Regions from separate parts of the Mus musculus genome. Here region 2 is linked to region 1. A link is a loop called in an ENCODE intact Hi-C map of the cell type or tissue named here. Cell type or tissue: heart. All regions are shown on one strand.

Evidence for each region. Hi-C counts contacts between places; a loop is a spot of excess contacts. Peaks named below come from ENCODE experiments on the same cell type or tissue, not always from the same donor. Only the 100,000 strongest peaks of a DNase experiment are listed, where the experiment ranks them.
Region 2: a loop joins it to region 1, with 9 times the contacts of the local background. A loop is called at or near these places in 2 of 42 quality-filtered maps.

What each region holds. Positions count from the first base shown.
Region 1 is chr10:98,656,155-98,664,154 of GRCm38, forward strand. No RefSeq gene overlaps it. Among named protein-coding and RNA genes, the nearest start is that of Gm34297, 120 kb to the left of the region's middle. In heart, no CTCF peak of the experiment used is centred here; a DNase peak (open chromatin) is centred at 4,787.
Region 2 is chr10:98,852,614-98,860,613 of GRCm38, forward strand. The region is part of intron 6 of Gm34346 (a long non-coding RNA gene); the gene reads right to left. Among named protein-coding and RNA genes, the nearest start is that of Gm34346, 26 kb to the right of the region's middle. In heart, no CTCF peak of the experiment used is centred here; a DNase peak (open chromatin) is centred at 4,958; H3K27ac peaks cover 524 bases.

The sequences.
Region 1 (8,000 bases):
AGTCTTCCTGCTTCCTCTTCCATGACCAAGAAATCTTGGAGAGGGGGTTGGATACAGATGTACCATTTGTAGCTGAGCCCTCCACAGTATTTTTTCCATGATGTCTGACCAGTTGTGAGTTTCTTCATTAGTTGCCATCTGCTACACAAAGGGACATTTTTGTTGAATCTGGGAACTAAGTTAATCTCTACATAGGAAGATCCAGACTTAGAGGGCAGTCAACTTTGTGTCCATTTAGAAAAAGAAATAGTAGTGGGAGGAGGAAGAGGGGGGAGGAACAGGACGAGGATAAGGAAGGGGGAGGGGCGGGAGGAAGAAGGGAGAAGGAACAAGAGGAGGACAAGGTAGTAAGAACACCAACCATGACTCCTTGGTCATATCTTCAATATCAGACATGTATGTCTGCCTGTAAAGTGGGCTTTATATAAAGTAGAAATAGCATTTTGTCACTATTGCCCCTCTGGGTATATCTTTGCAGGCTAGCCATTACTGCAGTTGGTAGGTTTCACAGCTGGGTACAACTCGTGATGACATTTCTGCCACAGCAGCCTGCATACCACCTTTCAGTACTATGAGACCAAGGCAAAATGAGGGAAGCTTCACTTAATTTCTCCATATCCTGTGACCAATGTGTGCACCGTCTTCAGCTATGAGGTCTTACCACTAAATTCCGGAGGGAAAAAAAGAGCAATGGCAATGACCTGAGTGGTTCAGGGGGGTAGAGGACACCTCTGACCAACAACACAAGAGAAGGTTGCCGCTATAATTGTTTGGTTTGGTTTGGTTTGGTTTGGTTTGGTTTGGTTTGGTTTGGTTTGGTTTGGTTTGGTTTGGTTTGGTTCTTTTGGGTTGTTTGTTTGTTCTGGCAAATTTGGTGAGGACACCAGAGCTACAGAGTGCACTTTACCCCAGAACTCCTGGACTCAAAGCAATCCTCCTGCCTTGACCTTCAGACAAGCTGAGTCTATAAGTATGTATCATCATGCCAGACATTTCAAGGCACCATATGGCACATGATGAGTATGTGAAATTTTTATTTGTGAATTCAAAAAGCACATAGATATAATAAAATATCAAACTAATAGAATCAAACTTAAGTCTTAAGCACTGTACCATACCCCATAAGAGTGACATAATCCCTGTCCTCTCATGTTCTCTTTGTAAGTAACCACTCACAAGAAAGAAAAAGTAAGCATCCTAACTCAAGCAGAACCGGAGTGCCAAAGAGACACAGTAGAAGGACAAATATTTGCCAGTACAGTCAGTCAACATATTGATGTCTGAAAGAGAAGTAACCGTTTCCTCTTCTTCTTGGGCTCTTCCCTGCTTCAAATGCCTTTAACCTCATTGCCACAGCACTTAAAATGCTGCTTGGATTTCTCTCATTTCCATAGCTATGCACTGAAGCCCTAACTCTCTTAGGTTGGATTTTTTTCCTAGTTCTACCTGAGTCTATATACAGTTCCAGGTGCTGTTCTTGCAGCTGATTCATTTCCATTAGCTATGTACCCACTAGTGGGATGGTGGGGTCAAATGATAGGTAGATATAGATAGATAGATAGATAGATAGATAGATAGATAGATAGATAGATAGATAATATACATAGAATATACATATATAATAATATAGTACAGAAGAAGTAAAATCAAAATACACATTACTGGCATGAAAACAAGGTCTAAGGTCATTGCAATAGAAGAGAGAGTTCTCTGTCAAAATAAGCCACATGGAAGTCCTCTGCTTATGCACTACAGTGGGTCACAATTGTCTATACAGAGTTTTATATATATATACATGGAACATTGTAAGAACTTAACTCAAATTTTCAACCTCGGTAGCGAGTACTCATACCAGATGAGCCATTTCTCCAGCCAGAAGAACATCAATATGAACTAACCAGTACCCCCAGAACTCCTTGGAACTATACCACTAATCAAAGAAAACACATGGTGGAACTTGTGGCTATAGCTATATATGTAGCAGAGGATGGCCTAGTCGGTCATCAATGGAAGGAGAGGCCCTTGGTCCTGTGAAGGTTCTATGCCCCAATATAGAGGAATGCCAGGAGCAGGAATGGGAGTGGGCATGTTGGGAAGCAGGGGGAGGGGATGGGGATTTTCGGAAGGGAAAGTAGGAAAGGGGATAACATTTGAAATGTAAATAAAGAAAATATCTAATAAAAGAAGAGAGACTTCTATATTGTTTCCATAATGAAGATACTAATGGATGTTTCCACCATGTACATGTAAGAGTTCCATCTCAACGTTTCCTGTTCACGTGTCTTTTTAATCTGCCCATTCTAACTAGAATGCAGTGATATTTCATTTGTTTTATTTGCATTTTCCTGATGATAAGAGATGCTGCATAGTTTTTTCATGTTTTGACTATTTGTATGTCTTATTTTGAAAGATGTATACTCAGGCCTAACACCTAACTTTAAGTCAGAATACACGTGACATTTTGCTACGGGATGTTTTCGTTCCTCATATACTCTGGCTATCAAACCCTGTCTGGTGTATGGTTTATCAATATTTTCTTTCATTCTATAGATTATCTCTTCACTCTGTTGATTGTTTCCTTTGCTATATGACAACTTTCATTTGACATCATACTATTTCCTTTGGTCCCAATACTTAGGAAGAATTACCCAGAGAGTCTTCATCAATTACAATGTCATGTCTCGGACTTCTTCTGCTGGCTCTGTATTTCTGCTCTGGCATTTTCTTTCCAATTCATACTCAGTTGATATTTTCAAACACGCTGAGAGAGAAGGGTCTAGTTTCATTCTATATACATATACCCATTTTCTCAGTACCCTTTACTGAAAATACTGTCATTTTAGTATTGCTCTTCCCAGCATCCTTGCTGAAGATAAGTTAGCAGTGCATATATGGGTTTGTTTCTTGATTTTCTATTCTGTTGCAATGACCTTAGACCTTGTTTTTGTGCCAGTATCATGTATTTTAATTATACTTGTTTTGTACTATATTTCAGAACTGGGTAGTATAATGTCTTCTGTTTTATTCCTGTAATTAAAAATGTCTTTGGCCATTTGAGTAGTTTTTGTGTGTAAGAATTTTGGGATTTTCTTTTCTGTTCTATGAAGATTGTCACCAGCGTTGATTATGACAGGGCATCACTGCATAGTATAGGCCAGCCTTGAACACACCATGTAGCCCAAAGGAACTCATGATCCTTCTGATTTATTCTTTCAAGTGCTGAGAGTATGCAGCTGTATATCGCCACTCCATATCTGTCATTGGTATTTGCTAGGAATTGACTTGAATCTCTATGCTGCTTTGTGTAGTATGCATATTTAAATGACTTTGATTCTTCCTATCCATACATATGAAATGTACTTTATTTTGCCAGTCCTCCTCAATTCCATTAGCTAATGTCTTGTAGTTTCCATTGTGAAGACTTCTTAGTCCTTTGATTAAATTCATTCTGCTCTTTTGTTTTGTTTATATAGCTATTGTAAGTCTGACTGCTTTCTTAATTTCTTCTCCAGATGTCCACAAATGGAATATAACGATGCTACTGATTTTTTATGCTGGTTTACATGCTGCAATTTTGCTAATTTTCTTTATTAACTCTAGTAGATTTTAGTGGAGTCTCAAAGGTTTTCTACACAAATCGTATCCTCTATAAAGAATGACAATTTGGCATCCTCTTTTCCAACTTAAACACCTTTCATTCTTTCTCTTCCCTATTTGTTCTAAATGAACTCAATTTAATCTTGTTTAGTCCTTCCCCCTTTAGATTTCAATGACCTCACAATTTGAAAATAAGACTTAACTATTTTTTACATATACATATCATTTATTCTACTGGATACGGAGCTCCATAAGGATAAAGAGAGCTTCTTTTGCATTTTTATTAAAGACATGATACTAAAAGGATTCTGGATAGAGATCCAGAATAAGAAAAACCTGCAGGAGTTCCAGACAACCATAAGCCTTTTCTAGATTTCCATAAGTGGCTGACCCTTCTTCCTGAGTTGTTCTTCTATAACCCATTCTTTGTCCTGCCATCTTATATAACTTACATTTAAATCAGCAAGCTTTGATTATAAAAGGGCCAAGCAGTGCATCTCGCTGTTGTGATCCATGTGGCTGGTACAGGTTGTACGTGTTCAATTTTTCCTGAATAATATGTCAACTGCTCTTGGCACAGGCTTGTGAAACTCTTGTTTTAACAAATATCAAATTGTTCATTGAATTTATATTACACTCTATCATTTTAAATGGTGGTTTTTATCTTTCCAAAAGGCCTGGAATTAAATGACTTTTTCTCTTATTATAACTAATATCTTTCAATCTCCTCCTGTGTCATTGCACCATAATGCCTGTTATCCACCTTTAAAAATCTGAGCTCTCTTCCAAACTCTAGTTCACATAGCTCAACTTTTATAGAAATCTCTCTGAGACTTGAACAAAAGCTAGTTATGAATTCTTCTATCTTACACTTAGTAGTGCAATTTGAAATAACAGTGTGTGCTTACACAGTTGCCCCACCCACTATGAAAGGAGTTCTATTCAAAGAGCAGAGGTTGTCTCAGTTGTCTCCTTAGTCTTCAGGTATTGGCACACAATGAGCATTCATAAAATGTTTTTGTACTTGTATCATGACTATTCCCAACTGAGAAATGCAGTCACTTCCCAAGACCCAAAGACATGTTTGTCTCAGACTTGGTCAGATAACATCAGGCCAAGAAGTCAGGGAGTGGCAGTGAAGAGCAGCAGCCAAGGATCCTGGTCAAGAAGTGCAGAACTGGTTCTTTGTGCTATGCTCCAAGCACTGGGAGGCAATAATTGCCTTTTCATTCATTTTCTAAAGAATGGAAAATTGCATGTCTTGCCAAGTGGCCTTGCAGATACTTCCTCATGCAGATTAAGCACTCAGTGAAAGCAAGCTGTGGGCAGGTATTACAGAGATTAGCTTGACTGTGGGTGGCAAGCCGCTCAGACTTGATGCTGCACCTTGTTTACACTAAGAGGGGAGAGGAAAGGAAAGGTCTAGGAAGGGAGGCAAGAAAAAAACCAAAATGGAAAGAAAGCACTTTGTTCTCATCTAGAAGTGCATGGAAATGCCATTCACAGAAGGCCAACGTGAAAGAAGTGAGAGACAAAGGCCTGAACACTACTTGCCCCCAACCTTTTATTCATAGCATCCATGGAGGTCATTGTCTTCCCTAACCCCACCACCTTCTTCTTCCCCACCACCCAGTCTATCACAAATGTATCCCTGCCTTTTAACAATGTCTATAAAAGAGAGAAAAGTCTACATGAACATGCCCAGAAAACCAGAGGTGAAAATAATTATAACCCACTTGTGAAGTGCAGGTTCAACTCCAATGCTTACATTCATTAGAAGCTGTCTATCTACAGAAGTTACATCTGTCTGGGGACAGTTTTCTTTTTGAAGTATAAATTCTGTATATTCCTCGACACCTAAATGTCAAAACTTAACATCTAACTTCAATACTACTCGCTCAGATTAGAGAAGGGAGAAAGTCGCAATGAAAAGTAGCATATCTATCTTTAGGTTTGAATTTTTTTTAATTTTGGGGGATTGGTTTGGAGGACATGTGATGTACATGCTCCATGGCCCCTTCTCTGCATCACCTTGTGAAGATCAAGATCAACATCTGTTTCATTGATCTGACTAGAAGAGAGAACTGTATGCAGAATTCAAGCCAAAGAGAAACCTATTCAACAGGCCTGGAATACCCAGGCTGACTTTCTACAGTGATTAAATTGCCCACATAACTCTTTAATCTCCCTCCTAAATGCTATCAAAACAGAACTGTATCCCTGTTTTATCAGCTATAAAAGAGAGCTTACTCACTTAAATAAGCAAAACTTCATTCTTAGTCCTCAGAGCAAGCCTGGGAGTGTGGTCCACACAGCAGGAAACTGACATGTGAGGGCTTTTGGCCATGGACCATCTCTACTGTTAGATTCTGCCAGAAAAGCTATATATAAATCCTGAAATTCACTTTTGGGGGAGTGTTGCTGAGCTGGGGAAGAAAAATTGAAAAATAAATGAAGAGATCAGTCCACAAGGTTATACAATCATCTACATAACAGCACAGTGATTCAGAGAAGACCAGAGATCAAGCCTGACTCTTCTGACCTCATTAATTAAACTCTGAAAGACCTTGTGTTAATTTACATTAACCTCCATGTCTTCTGAGCTCATCTTTAAAGTGGAATACTTTTCTCTACCTTGATCACATACTTCTGGAAAAAGTCAAAATACAAATGTCCGAAAATTATTCTCTTTGCTGTTATTACCGATGTATTCTGAAGGTAAATAATTGATGTAGGCAAAAAGAGATGGGTGTCTACAAAGCCCCTAACCTTTCTGATGTGAGATATATCAGGCTCTTATGTACTCAGTCAGACTAGAGGTTCATCCATTACATAGGACACAAACCATCTGAGGAATCCTCCAATTTTCAGATTCAAACTTTCTTGTTTCTTTTGGATACCCAGTCAAGGAATAGGGATTTTTGAAAAATACATGTCAGAATCGGGTGATGGTAGTGTATGCCTTTCCTTTAATCCCAGTGCTTGGGAAGCAGAGCCAAACAGATTTGAGGGCAGCCTGGTCTACAGAGTGAGTTCCAGAACAGCCAGGGATACACAGAAAAATCCTTTTTTGAAAAAAACAAAAACAAACAGATGGATGGATGGATGGATACCCATCCGTATGGTTGGTGGGCAGACAGATATAGGTACATATAGCTATAGATACAAATAGGTATAAATACATATAGATGTGCCAAAAACAATGTATGTTCTCTTTCATTTCAGGTTCCTAGCTCCAAAATCTCAGATGTGAGTCTATACCCTGGGGTAACTATAGAAACCAGGAAAATAAAGAGGAATTATTGCAATGGGGGGAGCAAGCAGAAAGGAGTGGCGGGGCATAAGTGATCTGAAAAGGAAAATGGGGCTTTAATTATGGAGGAGAGGGACACACATATAGAAGGAGAAAAGAGGACAAAATAACAGTAAAAATATCTGAGAAAAGTCATAAGGAGTCATACTATTGACTATCCAAAACAAAAAACAAAAACAAAAAACAAAAAAAAAAAAACCATATCCGCAATGCATAGAAGGCAGTGCATGAATATGCATGCAAAGTTTAAATAAACTGTGCCCATATGTGTCAAAAATGTTCTGCAACCCCATCCCTACCCCCATGCCATGAGCCACAGATCATCTGAAAAATAAACAAGCATATAACAACAACAACAACAACAAAACTTAACACCAGCCCCTATTGCTGAAGACATCATGCACTCAGACACAGGACCAAGAGGCCCTAAGCTGAATCTAACATGAAAGCTTCCTCCCTGAGAACCAGTTTCCAGGATACCAGAAGGTGCCACGCAAGCTTCCAAGGGAGGGAAATAACCAACAGCCATCCCATCTATGACGCCTATTGAACATATCAATATCCAACACATCACAGTAACCCTAAGGGTGCAAAAGTGGTAGGTACACTTTGCTTATAACCAACAGCTCTCTTACTAGACTTACTAGGCAGAGAACATTACAGAAAAATCGCAGCCAATCAAAATGCAGGGTTGAAGAGCCCAGACCACACAGTCCATCTATAACACACTCCTGTACTTAAGGAGTGGAAAAGGGGACAAAAAAGAGTATGTGCCAGAGAACCAGGAATTTCCTGCAGTGTTGTGTCTCCTAATAATATAAGAAGCTATGCCCACTATGGCTCACTGATATCTGCCTAAACATGACCTGAAGAGAAATGATACCAATTGACATGGTGACATAGAAGAGAAGCTCAAAAGACCTCAACTTTAGACAAAGAAATACTAGTAACTAAAGAAAACAGCTAGTGGGAGAAATTGCTTCTCCAGGGAAGAGGTTCCTAGCTACTTATCCAGTAGCAAACGGTCAGTCCTAAAAAATACATTTACAGGTGGAGTGAACATGTTGTATTTGTGTGTGTCTGTGTGTCT
Region 2 (8,000 bases), 200 kb after region 1:
CCACTGATGAGTACCACTGAGGAATCGATGTTTAATTCTACCCAGGAAACTGTATTCTATTAACTAGGTTGCTCTACATTTGACTCTAATGGAGTCTGAATGGTTTCCTGCGGCTAGCAAGCACCACCTGAAACAGCAAGTTACACCCAAGATAGACATGTTCAGGATGCAAAGGGACCTGAGTTGCCCATGCATTGCATATCGCTGGCGATAATGAGGACTAAGGATACATATCGGGGGTTCTCCAAAAATAGATTAGAACAGCAGCTGAAGCCAGGATCGTTTGAGGGTTAGAGAGCCTGGCTCCTCCTTCTATGAAGCTATTTATAAAGCATACTCCCAATGTTCAGTAGTTTATTTAACTCAGAAGTTGGAAGAACAACTACTAACTGCATCATCTGCCTACCTTCTGCAGTACCAGTAACAAGGAAAGTAGTCTTGGATGTTCTAGAAGCCTGTTTGCCTCCATACTCTGGCCTATGGCTGTATTCTAGTAATGCTTACAGCTTCATTTCTAAACCCTCTCTAGGCTCTAATCAAATCCTCATAGGTTTCTGATGTGTGAGAATTAAGCCCAAGACTAAACATGATTTCTTTTTTATTCTGTCTTAAGTTGAGTTTGCTGGTAAGAGATGCTCAAGTATGTGTTTGGAAAATTGCAAAAGCAGACATGTTTTGATGCCATGTTCACTAGAAAATGATATATATGAGAGAGAGAGAGAGAGAGAGGCAAATTTTGTCATACAAGATATAGATCTACATCTAATTGAACACTCAAAATTTTCATTCCCCCACCCACCCAATAGAATTCACATTTTTAAAAACTATGTTGTTGTCCTGGAAATGTTTTACAAGCTATCCTTTTTCTACCTGTATTTGGTAAATATAAAAATATTAAATAACTTCCAGATTTTTTATAGAATATAATCAATATTCAGTTTTATATTAAAGTACAAACATTCTTAAATTAAAAATTAAGTTATTCAATGATAAAATAAAGCTTAAAGTGATTTAAAAACAAGTAATAATAAATGTTAGCATTTAATGCCTTGTGTCCTACACAACAATATTCCCTAGAACCACGAGACAATTGGTTGATCAGATGATAAAATAAGCATACATTTCTGGAAATAAGTGGAAAACCTTGGACATTATTTCTCTCCCCATTACCTATTTTATTTTACAAAGAAAATGAAACAGAGAAATACAATTCACTACCTAGGATCAGGCAAGGCTGTCAGGAGAAGTTGCTTTTCAACGCTATTTCTATAAGCGCATTTCTTTCTTTCCCAAATGAATCACCGTGTTCCAGGGTAACAATTACAGCCGCCATGCCCTTTGCATCGGGAAGCTGCACCCACACAAATCAAGCCAATATTATCAGCGTGGAGACAGCCAAATGCCTCTGTGCTTGGACCCTTCTTTCAAGGAAGAATAGCTATCCTGCACGATTCCATCTTTCAACATAAGAGTACCTAGTAACATTCATTGTTAATTCACTTATCATGCTTGCCCTGGTCAAAAGCTGCAAAGGAAACCTGACCTATGCTTGCAGGTTATTGCCTACAAAGTCTCTAAAACTGGTAAACTGGAACAATAACCCACATGACTATAAGGTTTCCCAAAGCCCCAGAAAGGAATAACACCTAGAATCAGGAATGTTTTACTGAATAAAAAAGGAACCAAAATGACAATATTAACCTATTAGGAGCTTTGGTTATACTTTTTAGAAATTTTAAAAAAAATCATCCCATACATATGGATTATGTGATATCTCATACTTGGCTTACTAATATTTATGACGTTTGATGTGTTAAAATTTAGCCCAAGACTAAACATTAGTTAGTTTTCATTCTGCCTTAAGTTGAGTTTGCTGACAAGAGATGCTAAAGTATATATTTGTATGCAGGGAAAATGACCCATGTCACATTCATGGGGGCAGGGAGGAAGAGAGGAAGAGAGAGAGAGAGGAAGGGAGGTAGGAAGGGAAGAAGGGAGAGGCAGGGGTGGGGTGGGGAGGCAATCTTGTTAAGTGAAGATAAAGATCTACGTGTTTATATCAATGCTTTGGCAGATCTCATGTAGACCTCAAGGGCTGACCTGATATGTTTATCAGAGCAGGAGGATTGAGCCTTTGAACTGCCACATGGGCCAGCCAGGGACTCTTGGCTTCATAGAAGGAAGAAGTGGGATTTAGGTGAAGGAGATCCCCCACAATTGGAACATGGGATCTTACAGCATCTAACACTCACAACAGTTAAACATGTGCCTTGATCAGGGTGGAACACTACTGTACTGGTTTGGCTGTATGGATCAACTTGTTTTATGTATGTAATGTTCACCTCCCTGTCACAGAATAGGCACTCCAGATTCAGGACGGTAACTTCCTAAAATGATCTTGTAAGTCAGAAGATCTGCTTCTGACACCTTGGCTATCCTCAAAGCCATAAATAATACATACGGTCTCCCTGCCTTGCCCATTTAGATTCCCCTCATTAGCAATCAGTGCTTCTGTTGTCTACATAGCAATCTGTGGACTGTTGACTCACAGCATTTCCTAATGTGAAATATCCTGCCTCTAGGACCCAAAGATGCGCCCCCCCCCCCGAGCCCTCAAAAGCTTCACTCAGAAGTCCTCTAAATCTGCACCAGCCCTTCCCCTACCCAGAGCATTGCTATCCAACGAGTTGCTCTGATGACAGAAATATTCTGCCTCTGCTCTTTCCAATATCATACGATGAGCTATTGAAGTGTGCTGGATTTAACTGAACTTTAAAAAGGTTTTCAATCTTAATGAATTTTAATGTAAACAGTCATATTAATTGAGGCTGCGGGCTACAAGACTGGATATTGTAATTCTAGAGCTTGTCTGTCTCATAGAGATTCTTAATATATTGCCATCACTCTGATTAACAGGGTGTCAGCCATACACCCTAACATATATTGAGTGGAATAGCCACACAGTTCTCATCAGACTATATTACAACTGATCACTAAAGAATCAATTTTGCATTTAGACAAACTCTAAATGTGTACTGCCACCTCACCTAAAGAAGAACCATTATTTATTTGGTTTGGTTTGATTTGGTTTGGTTTGGTTATTTTGGTTTGATGAAAAGACCTTACTATGTAGCTGGTTTTGAACTAATGATCTGCTTCAGCCTCGTGTCTGCTGGCATTACAGGTGTATGCCACCACACCATGTGACAACGTATGTTTAATCCTCCTTTTGGTAGGGATAAAATCGAGTGAACCAACCAGGTCAATGGTTACATGCCATAGACCTGAGCTTGGGTTAATGAATTCTAACAAAGAATGGCCCCCCATAACTGAAGCTACAACTTGGGTAACTTTGTCAGGTTGAAACCAGTTTGTGTGAGTGTGTTTCTATGTGTTTATATTATTTTATTTTGAGGAACAAGACAAAAATAGGTACAAATGTGATAGAACTCAATTTTAAATCACTAGCATATAATTTTTAAAAAATTCATCTAACATGCCGTTTCAGAATCTTCTACTTGGGCATTCCCTTTGCAATAGGTCTCACCTACAAACAAAAGGTGCTGAGTTAGAATTTAGTGAGTACTAATTATGTCCATTCTAATTATATTTGCAAGGACAGGTAAATGGCCAACAGACAGAGCCAGAAAACTCCGGGTAGCATTTGGAAGTGAAAGGGCAAACAGCTTCTGACTTAGTATAGTCAATTTAAAATTTCCAACTTTACAATGGTGTAGAAGGGTAGATGCTCAGTAGAACTACACAACAGTTTTAAATTTTTGATCTTCTCCCAGGCCAGCAACAGCCTGCTAAAAAACTCTTGGGATGCCAGCTTCAAGCAATAAGCTCGAGTCCCCAGTCACCCTTGCAAGCACAGGGATAAAGATGGACAGTTTATAGTATATTGTGTTGCCCAGACGTGATGTTTATCAGGTAGTAAAATTATATTCATCTGAATTATAATATTTTGATTTAAGACGAATTTATTCCTATGTAACTCCATTGAAAGTCAAGGATGCTCCCAGTCAGCTAATGGATGGATCACAGGGCTCCCAATGGAGGAGCTAGAGAAAGTACCCAAGGAGCTAAAGGGATCTTCAACCCTATAGGTGGAACAACATTATGAACTAACCAGTACCCCTGAGCTCTTGACTCTAGCTGCATATGTATCAAAAGATGGCCTAGTCGGCCATCACTGGAAAGAGAGGCCCATTGGACACGCAGACTTTGTGTGCCCCGGTACAGGGGAACGCCAGGGCCAAAGGGGGGGAGTGGGTGGGTAGGGGAGTGGGGGTGGGTGGGTAAGGGGGACTTTTGGTATAGCATTGGAAATGTAAATGAGCTAAATACCTAATAAAAAATGGAAAAAAAAAAAAAGAATGGATCAACAAGACGTTAAAAGGAGGAAAAGAATATGCTCAGAATACACTGTCTGTAAGGGCTAAAGTTTAAAAGGTTAATTAAAATATTTTATATATCTGTAAAAAAAAAAAAAAAAAAAAAAAAAAAAAGAAAGTCAAGGAAACTCAGTATCATTAACTGAGCCAATGAAGGGTTGTTGATATATGAAGAACAACTACCAATAATGAGGTTTTCATAGACAGCTGACCAGTGAATGACCCACTTCCACCTATAACTGTCTTCTTCAGTTCACTGGTGGCCCTAACTACCATACTCCAAGTCCCTAGGAAGCAAATTTAAATGCTGATTGCTTGCAGTTACCTTTTAGGGAATTGACCAGACAAATACCTGCCTACAAAGGACTAAGAAACCACTGCTGGTCAGATGTTGAAATCCAACTGTGAAGCAATGGAAACAAAGGCCTTCATGAATTCCTAGAGAACTCCGGAGCTGGCACAGCCCTTAAGGAATTCTGAATTTAGGCCAGAAGTTTGGTTCTTTGAGTTGTCCTCAGTACTAACAGCCATCAGTCACTGAATGCAAGCTGTCCCTGGGGAGGAAGCACGGACTTACACAAGGAGACTCCCTTTGGCAAAGGACAATGGCCAGAGAAACAGGGTGATTTCTGGAGAGGAAATCAGCTGTTTGCCTCAGGAACCAACACTCCCAGCTGTTGACAGATAAAGTAAGTGAGCGTCTCACACAGAAGAATTGGCAGTAGGTGCACAGAAGGCCTGGAAGCAACAGGAGCCCAGCAACCACCAAAGTTCCTTGCCTGGTTTTGCCTGAGCACCCCTCCTGCCTTCTTAAGCCTTCTCTTGCCCATCTAGATGAGAGGGCAGAGAGCTGAATTCCCATTAATTGCTTTTTACTAATTATTCTGATTTCCTATTCTATACATTTATAGTTTTTTCAGATGGTATTTTTCAATATAAGGAAAGGGGGGGCATTTATGGAGATTTTTTTTCTGATTCACACATTGTTTCACTTAACCTCAAAGTCAAAATCTAATTTTTGTTGCTGATGCTGCTGTTGTTAAAACACTTTATCCAGAGGCATGGAGAAAGTTTGGGAGAAGTCCACACTGTCTGCTGTCCTCCACAGGGCAGATCTTAGAGCTCTCCCCATCTCTCTTTTTATATATATATATATATATATATACATATATATATATATATGTATATATATATATATATATATATGCTAAGGATGTCTTTCTTTTATCACTTTGCATGTTCACAAGGTATCTTAAATCTTATTTTCCAACACAGCTTTACCAAGTATGCTGTGGAATCTATTGGTTTACTTGTTATCAGAGGTCACATCTATCTAGCCTTTAAATACAAACTGTGTGTGCTCGCACTCGAGTGCATATGTGTGTTTGTAGACATAGATAGACAGATCACACAGATGTGTCAACTGTCTCTCAGATGCATCTAAAGAAAAACCCTCAGAATCCAATCTTATGAATGTCGATGAGACTGGACAGGCTTACTAACTTCTGTGATTAAATATCAGGACCCAAAACAAGCTGTGAAGGAAAGGATTTATTCTGCTTACAATTTTCTATCGCTGTTCATCACCAGAGGAAGACAGGACAGGAACTCAAACAGGGTAGGGACCTAGAGGCAGGAGCTAATACCAAGGTCATGGAGGGGTGCTACTTACTGGCTTGTTTCCCCTGGCTTGCTCAGCATGCTTTCTTATAGAATCCAGGTCCATAAGCCAGGAATAAATAGCTTCACCCACAATGGGCTGGGCCCTCCCCTGTCTATCACCAATTAAGAATATGGCCTACAGCTGTATACCTCTTAGGGAAGCATTTTCTCCTTTCAGATGACTCCAGCTTGTGTCTAGTTGGTATAAAAACTAGCTGGCACAACTTCTGTTATGCACCCTCAAGGAAAATATTTCGATTCCATTCTTAGAAGTTTCTATGTACCTCTTTAAATAGCAACCAGCAAAATTCACAATTAGCAAGTGTTCTCGGCTATCGAGCTAAGCCCCTCCCACTGCAATTTCATACCATTCCTGTTTTCGTGCTCATGACTTGAGAGGAGCCGCCAACCACTCTATATTGACAGCCATTATTTTTCATATGCTGAACTTTACTATGATGAACTTATGCCTAAGCAGTCTCTGACACAATGACGTACCTTATTCAGCTATTGACTACTTCTAAATTATTTAGTAATGTTAATCTTATTAATACCTTCTCTGTAAATACTCTCACAATGTAACAAAGTTCATGTTGTCCAATAGCATTTGATTTGGAAAGACAAATGTTTTAAGTGTTGCTAGTTCAGTAATCAATCCTTGGAAATATAGCTCTTTTCCCCCAGTGGGCCAGTTCAATCTTTGGGGTATCATGAACAGATGCAAATTTCTTGATATGATTCCTCATATGTGACAGTGTTCAATGTAACATGTTTCCTGATGTTTACAAAATTAGAAGAAGAAAAAATGAATAAGTCTGTCAAACACATTTTCATTATATGTAGAGTTAAAAAGAACTGCCCACACAAAGACAAAACAAAGGTCTAAATTCACATTTTGAGGAACATCTAGAGGAAATAATGATTAGAATTCATTTTCACCTGACATATAAAATATAAAAACATCTGCAGTGGTTTCCCCAGTCTTTATAAGGTACCCTTACATAGGAAGTGAATATATCATATGCAGTCATATGTCAGGACACAGTTCCCACTCCTGAACCTGTACTAAACTAACCTTGACTTCTCATTTTACAAGTTGCCTCCCACAAAAGGCTGCAAATCTAAGAAGCTCTGTACCCTGTGCTTGTGGTCCCTCTGTGGGATGGCAATGGGTACCTTTGCGTCTTAATTTCATATTATTCTTAAGCACCTCCCAACTCTAACTGTTGACAGTGGGCCAATCTGTCTGATGCTGCTTCAAACTTCAAGTGTCCTCACACAGGGTCAGGAGGGCAGCTGTGAGGCTGTGCAACGCCCTTTAACAAAAATGCCTGCCATTTGGCCACCCAGCCAAACAGTCAAGCACGGGAAGAAAGTTATTAGTTTATCATCATTACAATAAAGTTTGAATGTGAGTTATATTGTTCCTATTCTTCATCTAGGAATGGAAGTGTCAGAGAAATTAAACATTATACCCGAGCCACACAGTCAGAAGGGAGCGGAAGTGGACCTTGAGTGTGTGTCCAGGATTCTACAACACAGGTATTTCCCATTATGCCCTACAGATCCTCACTCTCTTGTTTTGGCGGGACACCCTAATGGTTCATAATAGGATTTGTGGAACTTGACTGGTTTCTGACTCTTTGATTTGCTATTTCCTAAATCATCAACTACTTAGTACCTTTGTATGTTAGTTCCATGATAGTACAACGCAGTTAATGTAAGTATATAATGTAACATTGATATAAGGATAACACATTGTAATAGAGAAAAAAATTAGAGAAATAACAGAGAAATAATTAGGATATACAAATATAATTTGGGAATAGTATAGTATAGAAGGTGATATCAAATTAGCAGAAAAGGCCCACACTGGAAATATAACAATGTGAATGAAGAAGGGCAGCAACACACTTGTCCAGCTACCCCATTTAGACTCTA